2 separate regions of the Homo sapiens genome follow, and region 2 is linked to region 1. Evidence: chromatin loops called from intact Hi-C (ENCODE). Cell type or tissue: PC-3. All regions are shown on one strand.

Region 1 (2,500 bases):
AGACTCTAGAGCAATGACTGATTAAGAAATGCTCGCTCTTGATCTTATCGGCTGTATTCAGGGAATGTTCAGTGGCTGTGTCACGTCGCAGATGTGCTTGCAAAGGTTATTCCTCAGGACTGTGTCTTTCCCCATCTGCCTTCTCTGTTGCCTGTGGCTGATTCCATTTTCTTTAGCATCACAAAGCTCCTGAGCCAATTTACCCAAAGGCTTTTTGTCATTTGTATTTCAGCTGCCACTTCTCTATGCAGTTTCTATTTTAAAATGCTTATATAATAACTTTGGGTCTGCTAGGGTCTTTTGCCTCTGAAGATTTTAATCAGATTGGCTTGAATACCCATTTTATGCCCTGTGGAAAAACCCACTGTCTTCTCCAAGATGTCTCCTAATTCCCAGGAGACTTCCACTGTTCTCATGGACACGCCTGGCTTCCACTTGTTACTGCTGATGAATTTGTGCTTTCCACTCTACCTGGACTAATACCTTATTTTTACTTTGAATCAGCAGAATTGTGGAACTTTGTCCCTTTATCTCATTTGTATTTCTGATTTGAATAAATCAACTGATTTATAGCTCTAAATACAAATAACATGGAACACTTCTAAGTACGGTGTAAAACTTTGGTGGATATGTTTTAAGCACACTATAGTTGGCACTGGCATGCCAGAAATGCTCCAATGACCAGTTACAATAGGTGATGGAGAGGTAACCTTGCACAAGAGAGCCACAGTCCTTGTCCCTGCAGAGCGGCAGACAGAAACGCAGGAACCAGTGAGGAATGGAAGTGCCAGGGTAGGATACGGGAGGCCACGGGAGCCAGGAACACTCTGTGCACTATGTCAGCACATGGTTGTGAAAGAGGCTGTGTAGTACTGTTTCTTATGCTGATCAAACAACTCAGCTGAGTTGTAATCTCACTCAAGTTCACTATTTCTTATGTATTGGATTTCTTTACTATGTAATTTCTGCTTAGAAGCTCTAATAATTCGATCAATCTTGGAAAATCTAACCACTAGTATATTAGCACCATCAAAAATCATGCATGTTGTAGAGAAGTTGGTTATTATGATATGTACTTATATGTTCCCAGAAAGAAAAATGCTCCAAGTTTTGTAGCAAAACTTGATTTTCTTAAAACCTTAAGTAAACACAGGATAGACCTTATGTCTTTGTATGAATTATCTTTTTTCAGTTTTAACTTATGAGCAAATGGCTAAATTTTTTTCTTCTTCGTCTTGCCAGCTCTCTGTGTGTGTGTTTTGATAAAGGTGGGCTTTAGGGCCATCTAGTGGCTTCTTGAATAGGAAATTCTAAAAATTACCATTAAGCTGAATAGGAAAACCCCCACCTTCTCTCACCAAATATTCTCTCTTTAAATTTGTTACATATTAGCTCTTAGGAGTTTAAAGACAGATATTGGAAAACTTGTGGTAGTTCATATATATTCTTTTTCTTTTTCCAAATGAAATGTTACCATATTTGCATTTCCTTTCAAATAACATGAACACTGTAATGACCCATGTGCGTTCTTGGATTTTTGAGCACTGATGGAATGCTGGCATCTTGTGGATTGGTTATGAAGTTTTAGTCTATCCTGGCAGCTTTGAAGTTTATAGCCTCAACCTTTGTATCTTTCATAATATCCAGTTCAAAAAAAAATCAGCCTAGGCCTTCACATTTATGCAGTGTCTGATGATTTTAAGGTTGTGAAAGGAAAATAAATCTCAGGACCCCAATCACTAAGCCAAAAAGAAAAGTCAAGCTGGAAACTTCATCAGGCAAACCTGCCTCCCATTTTATTTCTAAGTAAGATAACTACAAAGATTTTTAAAAGCTATATACCTCCTTCACCTATAAAATACAGATTCATTGAGCCAGACTAAGGCTTAAGTAACTATTCCTCTACCCGAGTCTCACATGCAGATTGTGTATTCAGTGAAAGGCTGATCAAAGACTCAAAAGAATGCAACCATTTGTCTCCTATCTACGTATGATCTGGAAGCCCCCTATACAAGTTATCCCGCCTTTCCAGACTGAGCCAATGTACATCTTACACATATTGATTGATGTCTCATGTCTCCCTAAAATCTATAAAACCAAGCTGTACCCCAACCACCTTGGGCACCTGTCACCTGGACCTCCCAAGGTTGTGTCACAAGTGTGTCCTTAGCCTTGGCAAAATAAACTTTCTAAATTGATTGAGACCTGTCTCACATGTTTTTGGTTCACAGGTACAGACTTCTCCTTTCAATAGTTACAGACTTCTGAATGCAAGATTTTGGAGCTGTCAAAAGCTGGTTCCCCAAAGAGCTTAACCACTGACCCCAACATAACCCACTGACAAGACAAACCATAGTTTATTACTTACCTTGGTAAGGGTGGGCACCACCTCACAAACTTTGGGATTGTTTCCGAGTGGGGGGAAGAAACCCCAACTTATTGGAAAATGAAAGTGTGATTTCAGGTGGGTCTTTAAAAATGGGGTTCAGGATTGGGTAAG
Region 2 (2,500 bases), 650 kb before region 1:
GCGAAAGCAAATTGAAGCACAACAGAATAAGCAGCAGGCCATTTCAGAGAAAGATCGGGTAATCCAAAGCTATTCCAACGTACAATGTATATGTTTTGCTGAGTGTTGATTTATTTCTTGTATATCAGTTAATTTCTTTCTTCTCTAATATTAAAGTTTTGCTTGAGTAGGAATTGGGAATTAAATGCACTAAAGCCTCTGGGACCTACTAATTCAAAATTTGGGTAATTGATGACTTTATATATAAATTAAAAAAATAACTATAGAAACACTTAAGTTTAGGAAACTACTTTTGAATGTTTTATATATTTACATATACATAGTTATAAATTTAACATAGAAGTTAATTACAATCCATTCTTATAATGTACTTTTTTCATTAATTCACACTGGACTGTTTCTGATTGAAATTCCTCTACTAATCATGAGTTGAGGTTTAGTTTATTTATTGCCTTTCCTGGACCCACAGAGGATTCCTAATAAATATTTATGAAATGATTATTGATTGTGATATTTGACTGATTATAAGTAAATGTTATAGTGAAATCAGGTATACAAATTCCAATACAGCTGAATTTATCTTATATTTGGGCATATTAAAGTTATTGAAGAGTGGGCTTTATAATTCTGGTACTGTATTCTTTCACAAAATTTATTTGAGTTATGAAGTCCTTTTGTACAGCTTCTAATGTAACTTAAGACAGTATATTATTTGGACCTTTGTTAAAATAGGTTTTTAAATTTAAGCTTTGCGTAATATGTAATTAATGGAATAATAGTGAATGCTGCAAAGTAATGTAGTATACATGTTTTTCCTTTTTAGTACTGAAAAGAGAATAATGCCATTAAAAAAGAAACAACCCAAACCAACAGATTTTAAAACGTGTCTCATGGGCCAGATTTTTAACAATATTCTTTCTTGAAATACTGTTGGTGAATATCCTTGCAGTGTTTCATAAGATTTGAATTCATTTATTTTTTTTGAAATTTTTTTTTTATTCTCCATATCTCTCTACAAAATAACAGGGGAATGGATTTTTCAAAGAGGGGAAATATGAAAGAGCAATTGAATGCTATACTCGAGGGATAGCAGCAGATGGTGCTAATGCCCTTCTTCCAGCTAACAGAGCTATGGCCTATCTGAAGATTCAGAAGTAAGTATTGGTTACATTTTAGTGCTGTTCAGGATAAAAATTTACAATAAATTGGTAAATTTTTACCATAAGTTACCTAACATGCCAATTATGGCGTGTTAGGTTAGCTCACATGCCAATTTATGGTAAATTTAAGTAAGTTAAAATTTAATTTATGTATTTTTGAGCATTTAAATTAAAGTGAAATGAGAGGGGAAAAGTAGTGTGTGTGTGTGTGTGTGTGTGTGTGTGTGTATGTGTATGTGTGTGTTTATGTACCTGTGGTATACATAGTTCCAGGCACAAGGTGTGTATTCAGTAGATGTTCTTGTTAATATTTTCCCGCTTTTAAGTCTGGCATTACACAGTTTACCAGTTTTTCTCTAGTCGCTTTATGTATAGTATTCTGGATCTTGATTAAAAATTATTTTTCACTTCAGAGCCCCTTGGGCAAAGTCTTATCTGGAAATGTTTTATATACATACATGTATAACAAAAGAGAACTGCTGTCATTGAAACTGCTGATTAATAACATATGTAACAAACATTTGATCCTATATTAACCAGCTTTTTCTGGTTGTGCCCAAGTTGGACAATCAGTAGAATTATATCCGATGGCAGAAACTTAGACTTAGACTTTGTTTCTCTTGTTATACTTTACAGACTAATGCCAGAATTTTAAAAAGCCTGTAAATAGTATAAATAGGAATTCGAAACTTCTTCAGTGCCATGAATTCCCCTTTAGCTGTATGTTGAACGCTTCTCAGGATATTTTTAAATGCTTAACTGTACAACTAGGATTACAAAGGAAACCAATTATATCAAAATATAGTTTTGAAAATATTAAAAATTGTGATATAGTAGTATATTTGATTTTTTATTAACACACCTCAAAATGAGAAATTACATTTAAAATACAGGCAAGTGCTGTATTTTATGCTCACCAATATTCAGAATTACAGTACAAATTTAACCTGCTGCTTATTTGCATGTGATTGTACTGTATTTGAAACTACATTTAAAATACAGACAAGTTAATGTTAAAAAAATTTTAAAGACATGATTGTAAGGTTTCAGTAAGGACACCAAATTTTGGGATGATCCTCGACACATCTTCCACGTACTGATCAACAAGCAAGTGTGGATAGGGAATACCTGAAGCAACGTAGATGATTAGATTTCCAATGTGATAACACATGCCTTAGCTCTTTGTCTTCTGAATAACTACTAGGGCAGAGTTGCCCAACAGTTGCCAGCCTTGTCACAAGAGTATCTATAAACCAGACACTGCAATCACATGCAAATAAGCAACAGGTTAAATTTTTACTGTAATTCTGAATAGTGGTGAGCATAAGCAATATTTTGAG

Evidence for each region. Peaks named below come from ENCODE experiments on the same cell type or tissue, not always from the same donor. Only the 100,000 strongest peaks of a DNase experiment are listed, where the experiment ranks them.
Region 2: it touches region 1 in a loop (23-fold over the local background); 70 of 110 quality-filtered maps call a loop at or near these places.

What each region holds. Positions count from the first base shown.
Region 1 is chr12:47,031,543-47,034,042 of GRCh38, reverse strand. No RefSeq gene overlaps it. Among named protein-coding and RNA genes, the nearest start is that of PCED1B, 47 kb to the left of the region's middle. In PC-3, a CTCF peak has its summit at 1,283 (motif pointing left); DNase peaks (open chromatin) are centred at 72 and 1,272; H3K4me3 peaks cover 139 bases; H3K27ac peaks cover 896 bases.
Region 2 is chr12:47,685,434-47,687,933 of GRCh38, reverse strand. It overlaps RPAP3 (RNA polymerase II associated protein 3), which reads left to right. Exons shown (of 17, transcript NM_024604.3): 8 at 1-58; 9 at 1,027-1,154. Among named protein-coding and RNA genes, the nearest start is that of RPAP3, 19 kb to the left of the region's middle. In PC-3, a CTCF peak has its summit at 1,099 (motif pointing right); no DNase peak of the experiment used is centred here.